3 separate regions of the Homo sapiens genome follow, and regions 1 and 2 are each linked to region 3. A link is a loop called in an ENCODE intact Hi-C map of the cell type or tissue named here. Cell type or tissue: mammary epithelial cell. All regions are shown on one strand. Each heading gives the region's core, and the rest is flanking DNA. Links, peaks and the distances in the headings are about the cores only.

Evidence for each region. Peaks named below come from ENCODE experiments on the same cell type or tissue, not always from the same donor. Only the 100,000 strongest peaks of a DNase experiment are listed, where the experiment ranks them.
Region 1: a loop joins it to region 3, with 9 times the contacts of the local background. A loop is called at or near these places in 12 of 110 quality-filtered maps.
Region 2: it touches region 3 in a loop (8-fold over the local background); 2 of 110 quality-filtered maps call a loop at or near these places.

The regions. Positions count from the first base shown.
Region 1 is chr2:632,990-640,729 of GRCh38, reverse strand. No RefSeq gene overlaps it. Among named protein-coding and RNA genes, the nearest start is that of TMEM18-DT, 41 kb to the left of the region's middle. In mammary epithelial cell, for the core only: a CTCF peak has its summit at 3,554 (motif pointing right); no DNase peak of the experiment used is centred there.
Region 2 is chr2:138,696-146,435 of GRCh38, reverse strand. No RefSeq gene overlaps it. Among named protein-coding and RNA genes, the nearest start is that of FAM110C, 96 kb to the right of the region's middle. In mammary epithelial cell, for the core only: a CTCF peak has its summit at 4,154 (motif pointing right); a DNase peak (open chromatin) is centred at 4,175.
Region 3 is chr2:287,743-295,482 of GRCh38, reverse strand. It overlaps ALKAL2 (ALK and LTK ligand 2), which reads left to right and starts at 7,392. Exons shown (of 6, transcript NM_001002919.3): 1 at 7,392-7,470; 2 at 7,591-7,740. The coding sequence starts at 7,648. LOC101927262 (a long non-coding RNA gene) reads right to left here. Exons shown (of 3, transcript XR_007085917.1): 2 at 4,732-4,805; 3 at 1-3,335. LOC105373346 (a long non-coding RNA gene) reads left to right here. Exons shown (of 6, transcript NR_189079.1): 6 at 4,363-4,542. In mammary epithelial cell, for the core only: a CTCF peak has its summit at 5,155; no DNase peak of the experiment used is centred there; H3K4me3 peaks cover 1,151 bases; H3K27me3 peaks cover 1,043 bases.

The DNA of each region.
Region 1 (7,740 bases), core at 1,202-6,201, 350 kb before region 3:
TGTATATGTGTTCATGTGTGTGTATTGGTGTCTGTGAGCTTGTGTGCATATGTGTATATATGTGGTGGGTGGTGTGCCTATGTCTATGGATATGTGAAATTTTCTTTGGGTAATTTTTGGAAGCACAACTTTAAGCAATGAATCTCTAAAATGTGCATAGATTCAGCCACAGAAATATAGCACATTAATATAGCAGCAGGCATTAAAACTTAATTTTAAAAGCTATTTGATTAGCTTAAGCTCTTTGAGCTAATTGCAATCCTGAGATTTTTTTGGAGACTTAGCTTGTGTGTTAAGATAAAACCATGTATAGAAAGTTTGTTTCACATGCTGACTAAATTAAAGACACCTGGAATTCTAGGACATTGACAACATTAATGTTCAGATGCATTTTCTTTGTCAAAATTAACTGTCTCTCTCATCCTGCGAGGTCTGGGGTTCACTCTTGTGATGAGGCCCAGTTACTAGCACCTCTAAATGTAGAGTAATTTATTAGAATTTAAGAACCTCATCCAAAAATGTCTTTGAACCACCTAGTTCCAGCCAAGAGTTCTGGGATTTGGTCAATTACCCTCATTTACATCTCCTCTGGGGCGTTTAAGACAAAGAACTGAGATGCCCTCACGGGTGCAGGTTAATGTGACTGTGCCTCACAGTTTTGTTTGTTTTCTAAGAGTTGCCATATTTTGTGAGCAGATCCAAAAGGCTCCGTTCCACTGTTTTTCTGTGGCTTGGTGGCCTCCAGCTTCCCTGGCAGTCACAAGCATGGCTGTGGGTGCAGACATGCAATCCTCAACAGCACCTTGGCGGCTCACTCGTTTGATTCTCTGCAGGTGAGACTGCCAATATTCTACAGTTTGTATTCTACAAAATCAGCACCTTGGGAATGATTCCAGCTAATACAGCAGACATTAAAGATACAAGCCCGGTGTCTCCACGGGTGAGACAGTCACGGGGGATGCTGGAGAGAGGGCAGAGCTCTTGGGTTCTTCCTGGCATCCATTTGAGGACTGTGTACTCACAATGTTAACTCACACAGTTGATGTTCTCATTAATTCAAGACCCTAGAACTGCCAGACTGAGAGGAACAACCAGGGTTTCCCCATCAAGTCAATGTCTTAGTTAACCTGTGCTTCTTTATTTTGAGCAAAAGTAGGGATTGTTTTCTCTGGAGATTAGAGGTTCCTAATTTTGTGCACACCTACTGACAGTTCGTCATATCTATACATACGCATATGTGTTCATGGGCCACATAACATTTCGGTAAAGAATGGGCTGCATATACTGAAAATCCCTGCTGCCCAGGACAGATGCAGCCATTGTAACCATGCTAAGGTCCCAATACAACACTTTCCTTACGTGTGGGTGCTGACGCTGGTGTAAACAAACCTGTCGCACTGCTAGTTGTATAAAAGTGTAGCACACACAACTATGTACAGTATGATTAATAATAAATGACTGTGTCGCTCTTTCATGTATCTATTATTCTACAGGGGTTCCCAATCCCCAGGCCGTAAACCAGTACCAGCCTGTGGCCTGTTAGGAACTGTGGCACAGCAGGAGGTGAATGGCATGTGAGTGAGTGTCACTGCCTGAGCTCTGCCTCCTGTCAGATCAGCAGCGGCACTGGATTCTCACAGGAGAATCCAGTGAGAGCCCTGTTGTGAAAAGTGCATGAGAGGGATCTAGGTTGTGCACTCCTTATGAGAATCTAATGCCTGATGATCTGAGCTGGAACTGTTTTATCCAGAAACCATTCCCCTCAACTCTGGTCCATGGAAAAACTGTCTTCCACAAAACCAGTCCCTGGTTCCAAGAAGGTTGGGGACTGCTGCTACACTATATTTTTAGCATTATTTTAGAATGTACCCCTTCTACTTAAAAAAAAAAACTGGTTAACAGTCAAACAGTCTGCGGCAGACCCTTCGGGGAGGATTCCAGAAGAAGGCATTAGAGATGACAGCGCCATGTGTGTTACTGCCCCTGAGGACCTTCCAGGGAACAAGATGTGGAGGGTTAGGGTTAGGATAGTGATGTTGACGATCCTGACCCTGTGTAGGCCTAGGTTAATGTGTGTGTTTGTGTCTCAGATTTTAACAAAAAAGGTTAAAAAAAGTAAAAGTAAAAATAAAATTAAAAAAGCTTATAGAACAAGGATATAAAGAAAGAAAATATTTTTGTACATCTGTACAATGTGTTTGTGTTTTAAGCCAAGTGTTATTACAAAGAGTCAAAAAGATTAAAAACTTAAAAGTTTATAAAGTAAAAAGTTATTTCATTAAGGTTAAGCTAAGCTTAATTTATTATTGAGAAAAGAGAAATATTTGCGATGAACTGAGTGTTGCCTAAGTGTACAGTGTATATAAAGTCAACAGTAGTGGACAGAAATGTCTGAGAGTCTAGGCCTTCACAGACACTCACCACTCACTCACCAACACCCAGAGCAACAACTTCCATCCTGCAAGCTCCTTTCGTGGTAAGTGCCCTATACAGGTGCACCATGTTTATCTTTTATACCATATTTTTACTGCACCTCTTCTACGTGTAGCTATGTTTAGATACACACTCTCCACTGTGTTACAGCTCCCTGCAGTTCCAGCACAGCCATCTGCTGTACAGGTTCGTAGCCTAGGAGCACGAGGCTACACCTTATGGCTGAGGTGTGTCATAGGCTGTAACTTCTAGACTCTGTTCACATATACCCTATGATGTTTTGATGTTTGCACAATGACAAAATTGCCTAACAATGCATTTCTCAGAATGTACCCCCAGCGTTAAGCAATGCATGACTGTACACATAAAACCTATACAACCAGGAATCAAGTGGCCAAGGCTAGAAGCACATGTGTCCAGCCATGCGTAGAAGCAACACAGAGTTTCTACTGACACCGAACTTCACTTGAGTTTCGAGGCCCTGCAAAAGGATGGTCAAGAAGCTCCACCCTCCACGTTCCAGAAATGGTTCCCTGCGAAGATCACCTTCCTCGCAGGTCGTAGAGGAGACCCAGGGGTCCTCTTTCTACCCGGGCAGGCCAAGCTCAGACCTTCCAAATTCCCTGTTCTTGTCTCACAAGTAACTGACCACGGTGGACGAGACACCCACAGTGACGGAGCCATCCAGTGCTCCGTACAGGGAGTAGCAAGCCCTGGCCTGCTTCTCCAAGCGTCTGCTAACCCCAGCCTAAGACCCCTCCCGCTGACCATCTCGCCCATCCTCCCCCATAGGGCGTCGCTCTGGCGGTGGTCATTCCTTCTCATATCAGAGAAGCACATGTCTTCCTGAGTGGGAGACGCTTCGGGGTCTCCTGGCTGGAACCTCTCCCTGTTGAGAGAACCCTTCCTTACCTGAGTTCAGATGTGTTATTTTATTGGACACAGCACCACCTAGATATGTCCTATTTATCTGCAAGGCAAGTGCAAGAAAACCTGCTAAGATAATATGTGTGATGCAATCTGCATATTGCAATGTTTTAGTTTTTTCCCATTTTATAGTCAATAACTTGGGCTTCATTTTCCGTTCTCTAAAATGAGGGCTGAGAAGAGTTAGGCAGCATGTCAGCGCTAGGTGGCGCCCGAGGATTTTTCTTTTAACAAATGATCCCAAATGTTCTGGAATTCGCGGTTCTTCCCGCCCAAAGCGCCGCCGCGTCCAAGGGCGGTTACCACACCGCGTGCCAGGGCGCGTCTTCCCTCCCGTGGGCCTCGCAGCGGTCCGGGCAGGTGGCTGAGGGTGGCCCGTGTTCGTCTTTCCCAGCTTTGTGGAGGTGTAGCTGGGCCTGTGGGCACACGGACGCCCTCCCGATTGCGCTGATGGGCCCGGGGACGGTCCCTGTGTCCCTGGAGCTGACAGAGCCGCCATGCGCGGCCGAGGACTCTGCGGATTCACCCTGTTCCAGGCTGCGCCGACTCCGCTCGCTTCACGTGTGCTGTTTCCTCACAAGTCGGGCCGGACGCGGATACACCCGCCTCCGTAGGCCTGAGCGAGCCTGAGCCCCTGGGCGCGCCGGGTCCCCGCCGAGGAAACGTCCCATGTGGAGACACGAGGCTGCTGTGGACGCGCCTCCTCCCTCTTCCCCGGCGCGGCTCCCCCGCACTGGCGCTGTGGACTCGGTGCGGCTCCTCCGCAGCGACAAAATGGAGTCATCAGGCCACGCTGCTGCGATGGAACCCGAGGCCTGCGGGGCCGGCAGAGCCCGCGGCGTGTTGGCCCTGCTCCTCAGAGGGGCCGGTGAGGGGCCTGTCTCCCCGGGGTGGGCCGGAGCCAGGATGACCGAGCATCGCAGCCGCGTGGACGGACCCGGGGTCAGGGCCCCGGCTGGACGGTGAATCCGGGCGCCTGGAGCAGCGCAGACCCCACGGGCCTGTGGGGTTGCTGGACCTTTTAACCGCGTCCCGGGCCGGGGGTCCACATCCCAGTTCCGACTGCAGCGCCACCTGCGTCCCGGCCTTGGGGGCCACCGTTTCCCTCCTGGGACGGACGGCGCCATCCCTCCGCCTCGGCTCCAACAGCTGGGGACGGCGGGGAAAGTGGCAGCCAGCGGCGTCCGGGGCCACCTGGGACCGGGCTTGTCACCTCGCATTCCAGAAAACACAAAGCCCTGAGCGCCGGGGGACTTTCTCTAAAAACACAGTTGGCCACGCCTCACTGAGTAATTCGTGCTTCTTCATTTTAACAAGACGGATCATTCGTACACCAGCCAGACCTCACTCCAGCCCTAAAAGTAACCGTAACTGTAAAAAATATCCAACAAAGCTAGATGTGAAAACTGGTATGAACTGTTAAAACAAGCATAATTTTATTTGGCTTAATTGCTAAATACACTTATATGTATTGCATAATATGCTCGATATTATACAAATATGTTTACTGAAGAGATAGCAAATGTCATATGCCAAGGCCAAATCAATTGGGGACATGAGGTATTATTGTCCATGTTAACTTTTTAAGCAAAATATATTCACCTTCAGCTAAAATTTTCATTTAAAAAAGTTAAAGATACCGTCAATAAGAGGATTATAAAGCTCTTTTGACTCATGAGTAATGAAAAGCAACCTCAACATATAAAAGGAATTTTAGCCATTGTGAAATAATATAATATATATTTAAAGCTGTGATTTTTTTAAATCAGCTTTCCTGCAATAGCATATTTAATGTGTCAATGATAGATATTTAAGGTAGCAGAATTAAAATATTAGTAATATGGACGTAATCATGCTTAAAATCTTAATGTTTTAAGACATTTTTCATCAAAATAGGTAACCTCAGTACTTTGCAATTATAAACAATGAGGTGTATAGTATGTACTTTGTTATTATTGTAATAAATGTTAGCTAAAGGATAAACCTTACTTATCTTCCCACCTAATATATTACTCATGAATTGAACTTTCAAGCAAGGGTGGCAGAAAATAAAACAGAAGAGGCGAATGTTAGCTTCCTGCAATCCCATGTGTGTGGGAAATGTGCGTCTAGCGGCAGGCTGTGATTACTGCTTAATGAAGGCTGATATAAACCTCACCCCATGCCTGCCGGAAACAGATTCATTCACACGATGCTCCAGCCTGGGACCAAGGCACGCAGTGCACAAGCAGCAAGGTTGGGAAATGCTCCTGGAAGCAAAAGTCTAAAAACCTGGGCACGAAATGGATGGGATATTCAGGTTTGTCACACGCAACTGGATGGAATTAAAATAAGTGACGTGAATTGACATACTGAAAAATTCAGCGTGATGTGTAATGAGGAAGATGATGTCAGTAGGAAAACACAGAGACCTGAGCCAGTTGTAGGGATGAACGAGAAATAGGCCCCAGCATAAGTCACCCGAATCCCTGTGCTCCCAGCTGTGGACTTCTGCCCTTCCCCTCCCTTCTCCTGTCTCTTTCTCAGTCTCGGCCTTGGTCTGTCGCCTGTAACAAGAACTTTCAGTCAACTTCCAATCAAAGGCACCTAAATCACAGTCACTGAAGCAAGGACAAAGTGCCTGAGTCATACATTAAAGGAGTGGCAGGAATCTTGGCTAAGGGAGTCACTTCGAATTAATACAGAAATGCACATAAATATAAACACATAGCTGGGCGCAGTGGCTCACACCTGTAATCCTAGTACTTTGGGAGGCCGAGGTGGGAAGATCAGTTGAGGTCAGGCGTTCAAGACCAGCCTGGCCAACTTGATGAAACCCTGTTTCTACTAAAAATACACACGAAAAATTAGCTGGGCATGGTGGCACACGCCTGTAATCCCAGCTACTCAGGAGCCTGAGGCAGGAGAATTGCTTGAACCCAGGAAGCAGAGGTTTTAGTGAGCCGAGATCGCGCCACTGCACTCCAGTCTTGGCGACAGAGTGAGACTCTGTCCCAAAATAAATAAATACAGATAGATATGCATGCAGATGGTCAGAGTGCCTGCTGCTATCCCTGGGGGCCGGGCTCAAGTCTCCCTGTGGTATCTGCCGAGTCTCCCAGGCGCATGCCTGTGTCTGCTGCTTCCCCGCTCGGCTGCCGACCCTCAGGTGCTTTTCTGCACCATGTGCTGTGAGAAGCTGGGGCACTGGGGGTCAGGACCAGACCCATCCATGTTCCTAGGCCTCCCTGGAGCACCCAGCACCCTACATTGATGATAAGGAATACCTGCATCTGCATATTTCTATAACTTCATGATGTTCTTCTGTATCTGGCGATGTCATTAGCAGCTATCCCTTCAAAGGTGAACTCACTCAATTCAGTAATTACAGAGGAAGAAAACTGAGACGAGACCGTGATGGGACTGGTGGGTGAAGAGACGACTGACAGCACTGTCTGTGGGCACCAGGCCCTTAGACCCCTCAGACACTGCTTGGCTTCATTCATTTATCCCATCAGCAAATGCTGACTGACATTTTATTTTTCTTACCTCTGTTTCTCTTACCACATAAGAGGTGGTAAAACAAACAGAGGTAAGAAAAATAAAAATGTTTTCCTCCCTTGGGAGCAGACCTTCTCTAAGAAGGAATTAAATGATAAAGACACACAAACACAATGAAGCAGGGTAGCTGCGGATTGTGACAGCTCTCTAAGAAATAAGCCGGGGCCATGATGGAAGGGGGTGGGGATCCTTGAGATGAGATCAAGGACAAAAAGGAAGTCGTGGGACAACTAAGTGGAAAACAGTCCAGGCCAAAGGAAGCCAAGGGAGAGCAACATCCCCACCACAGCGGGGGGTTTCAGGGACACTGGAGAGGGGGCATCATATGATCATGTAGGTTTCTTAGGAAACGGAAGGACATTGGATTATATAGCTCAAGAGAATTGGAGAAAACTTGGAGGGTTTCAGTAGGGACAGGACATGATTATATTTAATTCAAAAATGCCACCCTGGTTTGTATCAGGCACAGATTGCAGAGACCTAGTGCAGGACCAGAGGTGACAGATGGGGTGAGGTGCACCCGGTTATGTAGATGGTGATGTATGGTATTAAAATGTGTGTAGTAGAAAAGAAGAAAGGCCGATAATTAATTACCGTCATCTCAAGAAGTTAGAAAAATGTCAACAAGTGAGCATCAAGAAGGAAAGAGTTGTAAAGATTAGAGTGGCAATTAACAAAATAGAAAACATCATAATATAGAAAACCTGAAGATGAGAATAGTCATTTGAAAACAGTAATAAAATTGGCAAATCTCTACAAGGACTTGCAAAAAAATTTACTTCAGCATGAGGATATCAAGAATAAAAGTGTGTCTAACATTATAGACTTCAGAGTAAACAA
Region 2 (7,740 bases), core at 1,202-6,201, 150 kb after region 3:
AAAAGCCTTACATGGAAGCCCACAGCTACCATCATATTGATTAGTGAAATGCAGAAACCTTTTTCTTTAAGATTAGAGAAAAGAGAATGCCTACTATCACCACTTCTATTCAGCAGCATACTGGAAGTCCTAGCCAGAACAATTAGGCAAAAAAAAAAAAAAAAGAAAGAAAGAAGCAACCAGGCCAGGCGTGGTGGCTCACACCTGTAATCCCAGCACTTTGGGAGGCTGAGGCAGGCAAATCACCTGAGGTCAGGAGTTTGAGACCAGCCTGACCAACATGGAGGAACCCCATCTCTACTAAAAATACAAAATTAGCTGGGTGTGGTGGTGCATGCCTGTAATCCCAGCTACTTGGGAGGCTGAGGCAGGAGAATCACTTGAACCCGGGAGGCAGAGGTTGCAGTGAGCCAAGATCACACCATTGCACTCTAGCCCACAAGAGTGAAACTCCACCTAAAAAAAAAAAACAAAACAAAAAACAAAAAGAGGCAACCAAAGAGAAAAAGAAGTAAAAGTGTCTGCTTGGAGATGACAAGAACTTATATATACAAGCATACCTCAGAGATATTGCAGGTTTGTCTTCAGTCCCCTACAGTAAGGACATGTCATAATAAAGTGAGTTACACAAACTTTTTTTGTTTCCCAGTGCATATAAATGTTATGTTTACATTATCCTGTGGTCTATTAAGTGTGCAATACCATTATGTCTAAAACAATGTACATCCCTTAATTAAAATACTTTATTGCCAAGAAATGCTGATACAGGTACATGAAGTGAGTACATGCAGTTGGGAAAACAGTGCTAATAGACTTGCTCAATACAGGATTGCAACATGCCTGCAATTTGCAAAAACAAACAAACAAAAACCCACATTGTCTGCAAAGCACAATAAAGTGAAACTCAAAAAACAAAGTACACCTGTAGAGAGAGAAAAAAAGATACGACTGTGAACAGACTAATGGACAATAACAAAAGTTCTAAAATAATTAACACGTAGTTGAAGTTTCACCATAACAGAAGAGACAGAATGAACAAAAAACACTTGAAATAATAGTTGAAGCCTTCTCAAATTGTTGAAAGATAAATTCACTGATTCAAGAATCTCAGCAAAACACCATCAAGATGAATAAAAGAGAAACACGACTAGGCATATCATAATTATAAGGAATTAAGACATTTCGTTAAAAAGAGAACGTATTGCCAACATATTTGAACTACAATAGAAATAAATTGTCTTGGAATTTCCTAAAAAAACCATGATATTCATGCCACCATAACTATGAACATTCATTCAATTCTAAAATAACCCTTGAGTGCTTCCTCTGGGCCAGGCACTGTGATATGTTCTAGAAATACACGGCTCCTTTGGCTCATTACCTTCCCCACCTGGCAAACATCTATTCATCTTTTGGGTCTCAGCTCAAGCACTCTGTCCTTTGTAAGTCCTTTGCAAACTGCTCCAGATAATTTACCTTTTTCACATCAAGAGTGAAACTGATTAACAGGCTCATATTTTGAGCCAGGGCTTTCGTTCAGCTTGGGAGAGTGATGCAATTAAATGAAAAATGTCAAATATCAAATTTGAAGAAAGCCTTTGTAGCATAAAGGTCGAAAGAAGCAAACAGAAAAGAAACACAGAGATAACAAAGACAGGAGAAAATTTTTTTCTATTACATTTAGAAGGTGGTTTTATAATCAGCTATGAAGCTCTAACAGGGGCTCTTGAATGCAGGTTTCTGATAACTTTGGAGATTTTGACATCAGAATAGAGGAAAAACATTCAGGAATTTGAAGAGCTAAAATTTTCATTAATATCAAGCAGGACAGGAATTAACTGCATAAACTGAACCAATAGGAGACTGGAGTGATCCTTTTGGCATTTTGCTTAAAATATTGCCAATCCTTTGTTTTGCTTTTCAGAGTCAAGGAAACTTTTCTTTTGAGCTATTGACAGCTTTTTAACAACTTAGTATACTCCCATGAACAAAATTTGGAGTATATTTGTTTCTCTCTACTTGGTATTCTCCAGAATTTGGAAACTATTTGTGAGTATTCTCAAGTTACGGCAATATACTTATTTGTGTAAGTGTAGTAAGAATCTGTCTTCTTTTGTAACAGGACACAATTGGAAAAACTGGTTATTTTACCAAGGCTTTGACTGGAATTGTATTCTTTCCTTTTAGGAATCAAACTTAACTCATAAAGCCAATAAAGCCCTTGGGAAACTGGCCTCCTATTCCATGTACACAGTCCCTGTACAGGGTTTCTGATCTGTGGTAAGTAAAGAATGTCACTTTCTGACAGGCCAGGAACCCCAAGTTATCTTGGAACCTCAAAAGGAGAGGAATTCACCCAACTCATAGGTATTTGATGGTACAAATCCATGGCTGGGCTTGGCTTTAAAAAAGCCTTATCTCAGATTCCTTCTACAGAACAAAGTTCCATAAAAGCCAGTTTAAAAGGCTGATGTGAAAATAATTATTCTTGCTGCACTTTATACAGATAATCTGACCAATTATAATAAAGCAAATTAGTCCTACCATGATTTGTCTTTTAATAAAAATGGGAAACTGGAGAGATAAAAATTATGTTTCAGAAACTATAGTACACTTCTTGCTAAATTCTAGTCTTGCCTGATGTTTTCCAGTTTTTATTATTTTCTATGGTTGAGATTAAATTCTAATTTTTCTGGCTACAGGTCTCCAAAATAATGTTTTCAGTTTTTTCCTTTTTCCCCATTTTTCCTGATTGGAAATCACGGAAACCTAAGCTGTGCTTTCATAAAGCCCTGTGAACTGAAGACTAGACAACTTAAACCTCAGAAGAAAACAGCAACAACCTGTTTACATGTGTTACTGTTGCATACTATTACGTTTCAGCAGGCGCTGCCGCTAAGCTCCTGAAACAGAGAGTGCCGCTGGGAAGAAATCGACCTCTCCCACTCCAGTGCTGCACACAGTGCCCCATCACGACGACCCCCTCTCAGCAGGAAGCAGCCAGGAAGATTACAATGCCCCATCTCCCTACGATTCTCGTGATAAATAAATATACAAGCATGGTAGAAATCATGTGCAAATTGACAGTGGGGATTGTGGCGGGCCAGGTCTCACTAATGCAGGCCTCCTTCACAACTGTTTCAGTACTGACTGAGTGGTTAAGTTAAATATTAAAAGCTAAAAAAGCCAGTGCCCTTTCACAAAGGCTGGAATGTAACAAAAGCCCACCCAGAGTTTTGCCTAAGCTTTTCATGGGCCTTAAAGCATGACAAAATAAGGAAGGAATTCTGAACAGGACTCGTTTAGGATTAAACAAGTTTTATTATCTGTATTTAATAAATGTATTCATATAATAAATATAAATTTGTTTTAAATGTATTTATAAAGATATTTAAAGCCAAAGAATATAAACTTTTCAATAGTTCAAATCTATATTGCTGCTTTGCTTTTCTGATAGATTGTTCCAGTTTATGGTTTATCATTAAACTATTTACAGGATGCTGTCTCATTTTTAAAACTCATAATCTGAAAGATATTTAATGCTTATTTTTATTAGTTTTCATAACTAGATTCTATGTTTTTCAGTGTACCCCTTGTTTTATAGTATTGTGATTATTCTTAGTTATAAACCCTTGACCTGGACGTTACTGTCTGGGGATTCAACCTCGAGTCCTTACCAGGAGTCACGGCCATTTCAGTCACAGGTGCGGTCACAGGCGAAGCTCTCGTGAAGCCGAGCTTCTCCTTCACTGTGATGGTGGGCGAGTTATCAGCAACACCTGGCGGGGTCTTTCTTTTTTTGGTTTTGAGACGGAGTATCACTCTGTCATCCAGGCTGGACTGCAGTGGCGCTATCTCGGCTCACTGCAAGCTCCGCCTCCCAGGTTCACGCCATTCTCCTGCCTCAGCCTCCTGAGTAGCTGGGATTACAGGTGCCCACCACCAGGCCCGGCTAATTTTTTTTGTATTTTTAGCAGAGACGGGGTTTCACCGTGTTAGCCAGGATGGTCTCGATCTCCTGACCTCCTGATCCACCCCTGGCGGGGTCTTTCTTAGCACAATGATCATCCAGTCTTGTCACTGGAACTCTATGTAGCTTTTTTCTGGTCAAAATTGATAGCACGTCTCCTTGGGGACTTTTCCAGCATCTGCCACGTGATGGCAGAATAAGCCTAGAAAGATGGCAACCCAGTTAAGTAGTACATCTATGGTGTTTTCCTTTATAGGTAAGCAGTGAACTTAAATCCTGAATTCATAGGTCACTAGATGTTAACTCCAAAGGCGAAATAGCATGCTTGCTAGGAGTTGATCTTATTTTTAACAGGACCAGTAACAACACTCGAATAAGCCATTGGTTTGGTGTAAGTTAACCAAATAATTCTTTAGGGTGTGTGATATGGTTTGGATTTGTGTCCCCGTCCAAATCTCATGTCAAATTGTAATTCCCAGTGTTGGACGAGGGGCCTGGTGGGAGGCAATTGGATCATGAAGGTGAATTTCCCCCTGGCTGTTGTCATGGTAGTGTGTGAGTGCTCACGAGATCTGGTTGTTTAAAAGTGTGTAGCACCTCATGCTTCCCTTTCTTCCTCCTTCTCCAGCGTGTGTAGCACCTCATGCTTCCCTTTCTTCCTCCTTCTCCAGCCAAGTAAGATGTTCCAGCTTGCCCTTCGCCTTCTGACATGATTGTGAGCTTCCTGAGGCCTCCCCCTCAGCATGCTTCCTGTACAGCCTGAAGAACCATGAGCCAATTAAACCTATTTTCTTTATAAATTGCCCAGTCTCAGGTAGTTCTTTATTGCAATGTGAGAATGGACTAATACACTGTGGTTTAGTCATTCTACCAGCCCAGGAGCTTGGTGATAATAAAGAGTATAATAATTTAAAGACCTCTGTAGTGTTTTAAAGAGCCCCTAAATTAGCCCCGTAGAAACCAAATGGCTTATCTACTGGATTTTACATGTTCTGGAATCCCAAAGGTTAGAATGATAAAATTCAGTAATGATATGATCATTGTTTGAGCATTTGCTTTAGCACGTGAACGCCCTCCGGCCATCCAGGCATCATACACATCCCTGCTAAACAATAATTCTTAACTTCCGAGGGCACAACTTCTGTAAAGTCCATGTTTGTCCAGTTCTCAGATCATGTTGGCCTCAGCGGGCTTCTTCGACTTAACTTGGGTGTTTCCCACAAATAACTTTGCTGACAAACAGCACACCTTTGTGTCATTTCCTGAACTATTTGACCCTATAGCAAATGTAGTAGAATTCCAAGGTTTTCAGAGTATTCTTTTGTTCAAATGAGCTTGCTGATGGCATGAAAAATCCACTCAATCGTACAACTGGGGGACAGGAATAATCCTATTGAGGACACCCCATTTTCTTTCTTTCTTATTTTCTAAGTCTTGGAGGGTTGTTTGTTGCTGAAACAGCGAATAGGAGTTCCTCTGCAGCAGTAACGGGGCTTCGACTTCCGCAGTTCAAACTTTATTAGCCCTTTTTACTTCCTTTATATGTTTCATCTTGTTAGGTCTGTAATGCAGTCTACAGTGCATTACAGAAATCTGTAAAGACAATGGCAGTGACTCTAGTAAGACAGCAGTTCGTTTCCCAAGTGATATTTTAGTTCTCATTGATATTAGAAAGCCTCTATTCTTCCAAATTTGGCCCGTGACACGACAGACCCCCAATGCATATTAGCCATCAATTAGACATTCTCCCTTCGTAAGACAATGGCCAATTATGCAGTTTGCATAACAGCTTCGGGTTCTGGCACCTGAGCTGATTTTACATTTGAGAGAACTTAAACCTCCCCATGTGTCTCGCACGAGACCAGTCACTGAGCACTGTTGAGTCAGCATTGGGACCAGGAATATCAGCCGAATCAGACCCAGACTGAGCACCTTGTGCTGTAGCAAAACGTGGCCAGCATCCGGCAACAGAAAGGTCAGATTCAAACAGTTCCTTCTGCCTGGAGTGCAATTCGATAGACTAGTGCATAACTAGTCTGGCGGTGCACCGGTGAGTATGGTGTCTTACAGACTTGCAAGGACTCGTAAAGTAGCAGTAGCCCTTTGCGTTAAGTGTAAGCTAAATATCCTAGAGTCCAAGTAAGAGCCTTTGCAGTCTGGAGGCAGCTGCTGTTACAGCTCATCGACACTCTGGTGTCCCCAGAGCAACAGAGAAGGGCCTGTGGTCAGGGTCTGATTCAAAGTAGCCACACCTCTAGCCTCTCCCTTGTTCTCTAACAGAAAAGACGTTTGAAATGTCATCTCGGGTAGGCACCCAGCACAGATGGGGAAACAAGGCTTCCTTAGGATCTGGAAGACTTCTTCAGCTTATTTAGACCACAGTAAAGTTCTGGTGAACTCCTCATGTGACATCATAGCAAGAGGCTTAGCTTTTTCAGAATAGGAAAGGACCCGTAGTCTGAACCCCCAAACAACCCCCAAACTGGCAGAGTTTGTGTATATGTGTTAGATAGTGTGTGCTTAAGATAGGCTGACTTCAGGATAGAACCGGTTTTCATCTGCCAGCCTAAAACAAATGTCCCAAATTCCTGACTTCACTTTGATAATACTGCAATTTATTTAGAGAAGCAAAATTTTTATTAAATTGAAAGTATCTTGTTTGTAAGCACATACAGTGTTAACAGCTATTAATAAATCGCTCACATGTTGAATTAGTATGAATTAAAGGTGGGGAAAAGTTCTCTTAGTTCTCTTGTGAATGTCTAGAAAGTATAGCAGGCAAATCTGAGGATCCGTCACCACAAATGCGGAAGAAAGAAGATTCCAGGGGCACTCAAAGAAGAGCCTGGTACCTCAGTGAAAAGTACAGAAAAGACGCAGAATGCAGCCCCATATGGAACAATAGGAATCAGAGCAGCCTCAACCTCACGTATTTCTCGCAGAGCTTGTACAAATCTACGGGCAATTTCTTGCCCAGTTTTCATTCTTTTTCCCAGGTAATTTGGGAATATAAAAAGGAAAATGCGCCTCTCTTGACTATGCTCTGTTTTTCTAACTCTCTGAGTTTTTTATTCCTTGTATTTGAGCTAGAATGAGAGGATGTTGATTTACACATGTCCATAATGTTTTTGTTTTGTTTTAAGCTGTGAAAAGGGGATGATCTCCATCTGTTTGTGCTGCTATAACCAAATACCTGAACCTTGGTAATTTATAAATAGTAGGAATTTATTTCTCACAGTCCTGGAGACTGGGAGTCTGAGATCAAGGCTTGGCAAGGTCAGAACCTGGTGAAACTGCTCTCTGCTTCCAAGGTGGCACCATGACAAGCGCTGTGTCCTCAGAGGGGACGAGTGCTTCATCCTCACATGGTGGTAGGGCCAGAAGGGCAAAAAGGTGGAATGCTGTGTGAAGCTTCTTTCACAAGGGCCTTAATTCTATCGTGAGGGAGGAGCCTTATCACCTCATCACCTCCTAAAGGTCCCGCCTCTTAAAACCTCGACATCGGAAATGAAGCTTCAACACACATTTTGAAGGGGACACAAACATTCAAACCAGAGCAGGATTCAATTTCTTTTACTAACCCATATTATTTGTTCCTTGAGCCCTTCTAATTTGAGATGCTTTTATTTTATTTTAATTTTTAAAATAAATTTTATTGTGTATATTTAAGATGTAAAACATGATGCTTTAAGATACATATATATACATATATACAGTAAAATGGTTATTATAGTGAAGCAGATTAACACATCCATCATCTCACATAGTTA
Region 3 (7,740 bases), core at 2,527-7,526:
AAGCCCCCTGCTCGCCTGTCTGCCCATGGGGGAGGGTGGGCAGAAGGAGGCAGGACTGGTCTGTCTGCCTACGGCCCCAAACCCTTTTGGTCCATCATCCATAGCTACCTCCATAAAACACAGATCTGATGATGTTGGTCCCTGCTCAAGGCTTGTCAATCATTTACCACTGCCTGCAGGATGAAGTTCAGAGTACTGAGAGTGGCATTGAGAACAGCCTCTTGTCCTCTTCTCTCTCCTACACTCTGTTGCAGAAGGGACCCTCACACATTCCAAGCGCACTGTGACCCGGCACCTTGGCTTCTTTACATGTGCATTCCCTGCCCCTTTCATCCATAAACCAGCCTCAAGGGAGTGGCCCCACACCCTACACTCCGTCCAGACTCCAGGAGCACACGACACACGGGACACACTACACCAAACAATGCAGGTTTCTTGTGGACAGAATTTCTCCCCTCTGTCCCTGAGCACCCGAGGACTCAAGCAATGGCTATGGGATGTGTGAGCAAATCAAAAGTTCTCAGCACAAATTCTCCCTTCCTTCCTGGAGGTGCAGACTGTTTCTGTTTGACGTCCATTTCCAAGCATGTCCAACCCATGGCCCATGGGTCACATGCAGCCCAGGACAGCTTTGAATGTGCCCAACAGGAATTTGCAAACTTTCTTAAAACATGATATTTCTTTGGTGATTTTTTTTATAGCTTATCAGCTATTGTTAGTGTTAGTGTATTTTACATGTGGCTCAAGATAATTTTTCTTCTTTCTTCTTCCAGTGTGGCCCAGGGAAGCCAAACGGTTGGGCACCCCTGCCTCCCGTTTCTCCCGGGGCCAGTAACTGGTCTGCCTTACACTGGTGCTGCCTGTCTGCTGTGGTCTCAGCGTCTGTGTCTCTCCAAAGTGCTTGTGCCGAAACCTGATCCCAAGAGTGATGGTGTCAGGAGGTGGGGCCTTTGGGAGGTGATGGGGTCCTGAGGATGGAGCCTCATGAATGTGATTATTGTCCTTAGAAAAGGGACCCCAGAGAGTCCCCTTGCACCCTCCACCACGTGAGGACTCAGTGAGAAAGTGCCATCTATGAGGAAGGCGGGCCTCGTGTGAGGACTCAGTGAGAAAGCGCCATCTATGAGGAAGGCGGGCCTTGTGTGAGGACTCAGTGAGAAAGCGCCATCTATGAGGAAGGCGGGCCCCACGTGAGGACTCAGTGAGAAAGCGCCATCTGTGAGGAAGGTGGGCCTCGTGTGAGGACTCAGTGAGAAAGCGCCATCTATGAGGAAGGCGGGCCTCACGTGAGGACTCAGTGAGAAAGCGCCATCTATGAGGAAGGCGGGCCCCACGTGAGGACTCAGTGAGAAAGTGCCATCTGTGAGGAAGGTGGGCCTCGTGTGAGGACTCAGTGAGAAAGCGCCATCTATGAGGAAGGCGGGCCTTGTGTGAGGACTCAGTGAGAAAGCGCCATCTATGAGGAAGGCGGGCCCCACGTGAGGACTCAGTGAGAAAGCGCCATCTGTGAGGAAGGTGGGCCTCGTGTGAGGACTCAGTGAGAAAGCGCCATCTATGAGGAAGGCGGGCCTCACGTGAGGACTCAGTGAGAAAGCGCCATCTATGAGGAAGGCGGGCCTCGTGTGAGGACTCAGTGAGAAAGCGCCATCTGTGAGGAAGGTGGGCCTCGTGTGAGGACTCAGTGAGAAAGCGCCATCTATGAGGAAGGCGGGCCTCGTGTGAGGACTCAGTGAGAAAGCGCCATCTATGAGGAAGGGGGGCCTTGTGTGAGGACTCAGTGAGAAAGCGCCATCTATGAGGAAGGCGGGCCCCACGTGAGGACTCAGTGAGAAAGCGCCATCTGTGAGGAAGGTGGGCCCCTGTGAGGACTCAAGAGAGAAAGCGCCATCTACGAGGAAGGGGAGCTTCATCAAACACCCAGCCTGCCTTGATATTGGACTGCCAGCCTCCAGAACTGTGAGGAATATGTTCCTGTTGTTTATAAACTACCTGTGTATGATATATTGTTCTAGGAGCACACATGGACTAAGACAGTGTCTCAAGCACTCTTTGCCTAATGGACTGCATTATAATAGTGGCAAAAATATCAGAGACAGCAGTCTTGAAATGTCCCCACGGTTTTAAGGAAGGGTCAGGTGAGCAAAATATAGACTGTTCTTATGAATTCATAGCCCTAGTATATCCTAGCCAACCACACTTATATACCATCCTAACAGCACAGGCACTGGGCCTGGGGCAGCAGCAGGGGCCCTCACCCACAGGTCTGAATCCTACTCCACTGGACTGAGCCCTCACCCACTGTTCTGAGTGCTGGTCACATGGAAACTTACTAATTCAGGATATTTCAGTCCACTTCTAACTATAGATTTTCTATGCAGCTGTGAACAAGTCACCAAATTCTGATGCCCCAGACATTCTCTAGGATTGGATAATGCTCTCTTTCATGCCATATTGTAAGGGATAAAATACAGGAAAAAAGAGGCCATTATGACAGCAGACACTCTGAAAGGCAGTAATAGCAATAATTGGTCAGTTAAAAGAAATTTAAACTATACTAAAAAGTTAACATACTTTATCTTATTTAATGTTTATAAAACCTCTGAGGTTGTACGTACTCCTGTCATTTCCGACATGAAAAAACTGGGCTCAAAGAAGTTGTCTTGCCCAGGTTCACACAGATGTGAGCAGGAATCAGAACCTGAGCCCATTTCTGTGGCTTTGAAGCCCACGTCCTTTGCAGTCCGCTATGCTGCATTCTTGAAAGAAAGTGGAGTTCAGGTGAGGTGACTCTCCATCTGTTCCTCCCACCCTCTTCCTACAGCCCAGTCTTCCCAGCAGATCCAAGAGGTTCTGGGGCCTCCTCCTTGGAAGTTTGCATATGCAGTTCCCTCTATCCAGGAGGCATCCCCATCACTGTGCTTAGCTTATCCTAGAAACAAACAACAACCCACTTTGGTAGGTGGTGCCTTTATGACACTTTGGATGTCTCTGTGATGAACCTAGATCATTGTGTGTGTCACTTCTGATCAGGATATCTGATTTCCTGCAGAAAACAGATGGAATGCAGATATATTGGTGTTGTTACTCAGCATCTATGACTATATTTTGTTGAAATATTGTCATGGATAATATTTTTCTGATATGTTGATGATTGGTGTGTTCTTTCAAATTTATTCTTACTACTTCCATCAAAAGATGTCAGATTGGTGCCTCCAAATGGCAAGTAAGCATCACAGTGGTTTCAGAATTTATAACTAAAATCCAGTTTGAAGGAACAACGTAAAGTCCATACTTCCTTTAAGCCTTTCCCCATGAAAAGTCCTCTTTATCTTGGCCTGGAACAATAAATTTTTTAAAAAAGTAAATCAGCCATGCTATCTTATCCCAACCCTTTAAATACAACTTTCACCTAATTTCTCTCCTGAACATGCATAGCCGTGTGCATCTGCAGATGCAAAAGCAGTGTTGAAGAATGGGAAGGGGTGGATGACCATGTTTTTGGAATCATCTTCTTCCTCCCTAGAAGGGGAGAAGTGTTACATAGAATGCTGTACTTCATTGATCTAGAATAAGCTGCAGATATCATGCATACATTATCACTTGTAAGAGTCTATATTTATTACATTTATACTAGGAAAATTAATCCTGTTAGAAAGCTTGTCTTCCTAAATGCTTTAAACACTGTCTAGTACGTGCCTAGCACACTAATAGCATTTTGATAGCTTAAAAAAGCAGAATTGGTAAATATTAAACAGTAAGCAATATTTGTTTATAGTACATGATGTTATCCTTTATGAAAGGTGATTTTTTTCTACAATACAAACTTCGTTAGATTGTTAAATGATTGCCATAATGATTGAAAAATATAACAATTCATTTTAAAGCATGTGGTTAACACAGGTATTTTAGAAGTCTTTGAGGGCAGCTAATATTCATCTAAAATTAAATACGTACCCTCTGGATGAAGAAAAAAAATGATTGCAGTCAAAACATCAGAACTTTAACCTGTTTATGAATTGAAAAAATCAACTCACCCATCTCAGGACCTATATATAGTACTGTTAGGGTAGATTAAATACAGGTTTTTTTCCTCTGCTCGGTTTTCTTCCTATGATCCAACACAGTTTTCTCAAAAAGATAACCAAACTAAATCAAATCTAGAAAAAAATTTTTCCAGTAATTCTAGAATATAGTTTGTTGCTAATTGTATCTCTTTTCTTTTTGGCTTCCTGCTTGAAAAGCACGGGTTTGAAGGGGTCCACTTACATATTTTTTTTCAAACGTGGGTCGAAAACACAGCAGCTGGAGGATGCGAAACGCACACAGAGGGAGGGCAACTTTCCGTATTTGCGTGTTCCACAGGCCCCACTGTGAGACGTGAATGTGCCTGGATTTCGGTATCTGCTGGAACCAGTCCCACGCTATACCAAGGGATGACTGCACACCTATTTCTGATGACTGGAGAACTCCAAGGGGTTCGTCTTGACAATACCATTAACTTAAAAATTCAATAAAGATTAACAAATCGGTGGTACACTCTAAGTTTGTTAGTCTGTAAAAATTGTTTCTATAATATAAAATGAGCAGCACCTAGATAATTTTGGCAGAGAACTTTGTAAAAATAAATGAACACATAAATTGTCTGACTCTTAATTGTAAGATCTCATTAATCCAAAGACCAACCAAGCATCAGCTCTGTTGCTGTTGATTATCCACCAAACCTCTACTAACCTGGGCGGAAGTCTTGGCCCACACTTGGATGGTAGAAAGGGCTCATTCAAGGAATCCATTTGTCCCATTAAAAACTGCAAAAGAAAAGACATAATATTAATTACTAGCAAGGCTTCCTCGGTAGGTAGAATTTGTGTGTGTTGGGGGAAATAGATCCTACTAGCATTTTATAGAAGAAATTTAGCTTTTGATTTTATAAAATACTATTCTAATAGGTCTATGTAAATTTAAAATAATACGTGAAATGTGTTTTCTTCTTTTTACCATACAAAGATTTTTTTGAAAAACTGTCTTACACCAAGCTATTTTACAACAGTAAAATCTTCTCATGGTTCTATTTTTCTGGGAACTGCGGTGTCCACCAGCTGCGAGGTGGGCCCGGCAAGCAGGACCGGGAGCAGGGCCGGGGAGGGCCGGTTCCATCGCCAGGCGTCGCTCTTGCCCGTGGAACTCAAGTGTCTTCTTGGACATGGGAAGGGGAAAGAGAGAAACGAAAAATGCCTCCTTTTATGTGCCTAAGGTCTGTTTGACATAAAATTTTACTTTTTCCTGAGTGTATTTTAGCAGAAATGTTCACATTTCAGTCATGTAGCTTGCAAAAAGAAAAAGAAAAGCCTCGCTGTGAAATCAAACCATCTGTTTTTCAAGGGAGCGGAGAGAACGCAGATCCCAAGGGTGTGGGGCGGGGTCCGGAACCGGCACATTTCATATCTTCTCTCTCCACGCTGCCTCCCCGCCCAGCTCTGCCGGACACTTTCTCCTCCTGAGGAGACAGACCCCGTGCAGGAAGAGAGAAAGGACGCGGGGACGGGCGCAGACGGGGCCTCTCCGGGAGCTGGGGGATCGGGGCGCGGAGCCTTCCGCCCGCACCGCCCGCGCTCACGTGCGCCTGGGCCAGCACCTTCCCGCCGCGGTCCTGCGACTGCCCCGATCATGGTGCAGGCCTTTAATTCTCGCCCACTCCGCCTCTCTGATTGCACTCAGAACACCTTTCCCAAACAGATCGCGGACTTGGAAGACGTCCAGCTCTTGCCCAGAAAGCACCAATCGAATGGGAAAGTGCGCAACTGATTGATAATACATTTTACAAGAATAAAATAAAAGAGGCAAATTGCTGAACTTTCACAGATGTGCCGGGCTTCGGCCAAAGAGCCAAACTTTCTTAAAGACGAGTCCGGGAGGCAAGTGCCCTCCTGCGGGCGTTCCCTGCCGGGGCGCGAGGGACCCGCGGGCCGAGGGTCCAGCGCAGAGGAGCGCGCAGATGGCGCGGTCCTTGCCGGGGAGGGACCTTCGCTCGTCCTCTCGCAGGGGGTCTGGGGAGGGGGTGCAGGTCCTGCCCCTCCTCGGGTGGTCAGCTGTGCGCACCTCGGGGGCCGTGGAGAGTCCTCACCCGCCCATCTCCTGCCTCCTGGCCGCCCCGCCTCGGGGACCAGGGCTTGGGGACCCGAACCTGGGGACTGGGCTCGGGCGGGGCAGACCCCTCGAGGTCCGGAGAGCGGATCCCTCCAAAACGGATGGACTCTAATTGACTTATTAAATGTCGAAGCAATCAGGCAGCTCCCTTTTTAATAGCCCAAGATCTACATTTAGACAAAAACAGAACCGAGTTCCTGGTAAAGGCGTTTCTTCTCATCCTGTCACAAGTGACAGGAACGGAGGGAAACAGACTGGGGGAGGGGCGGGGGGAGGAGAACAGGGGGAAGAGGAGGAGACGGGGAGTGGGGGAAGGTGGGGCAGGAGAGGAGGAGACGGGAGATGGGGAAGGTGGGGAGGGAAGGGGCGCGGGAGACGGGGCGCGGGCGAGGGGGAGACGCGGTGGAGATGCGGGTGGGGGGACCGGGCGGGGGCGGGGGCGGAGTTGAGGGGGAGCGGGAGACGGGGGGAGGCGAGAGCGAGGTGAGGCGGGGGGACTGACGAAGATCCGCATGGGGGTACTAACACTTCAGCGGCTTCTAATTAAAGCCCCGCTCGGAGCCCTTGGGGACCCGCCTGACGTCGGCGGGCGCGGGGATAAGAAGCTCCCCGAGGTCTGAGGCGGGACTCGGAGCCGGCGCACCCCAGGTCGGCCGTGGGTCCAGCGCTCGGAGCGGCCGAGTCCCCGCGTCCCGTGCGCTCCGCCCGCCGGGCATGGAGTAGTGGCGCAGCTCGGGGCGCGGGGACAGACGTGCGCACAGACGGCGACGACTCCGGCGGCTCCAGGTAACCGGCCCGGCCACGACGCGCAGGTGGCTCCCGGGTGGCGCCGGGCAGGTGCGGGAGGGCGCCATGGCCGGGAGGTGGAGGGGCTTCCAGCACGTGGCGCGGCCGGGGCCAGCGCGAGGGTCCGCACCCGGCCTCCTCCGTGGGCTTCGGGGACTCGGCGCTCGCCGGCGACCACCGCGCAAAGGCGACGCTGGAAACTTGAGCGCGGCCGCCGGGCCCGGCGCGCGGCGCCGCCTTCTTGGAGAGCGGTAGGCGCGGGAGCGCGGCCCCTCCGAGGTCCGCCCGCGGCCGGGGAGCTGCCTGGCACCCGCGGCTTCCAAAGGGGAAAGAAAGTTGCGCCCGCGCCAGGCGCAGCGCGCTCGGCGGACGCGGCCTTTCGGGCGAAAGTTAGGAGGGGCCGGGCTGGCGGGCGGGCGGGTTCCGGGGGCTCCTTTCCGCACCAGCGGCGGTCGCTCCCCGTGGGCGGGACCTCGGGCGTGATCGTCGAGGAGACCGCGGCTCCCTCACCTGCCGGCTTGTTCCTCGGGGTCCGCGGAGGTGAGGGGCCGGGTCCAGCGCCAGCGGCTCCTCCCGCCTCCCCTCCCCTCCCCCGCCCCGCGCTCCGTCCCCCTCCCCCGCTGACTTTCTCTCCGGCCCCCCGCGCCCCTTCTCTCGCAGCGAGCCCAGCTCTCGGCGCGTGTCGGAGTCTCCCAGCCCCGCGGCCCCGAGCGCACGATGCGCGGACCCGGGCACCCCCTCCTCCTGGGGCTGCTGCTGGTGCTGGGGGCGGCGGGGCGCGGCCGGGGGGGCGCGGAGCCCCGGGAGCCG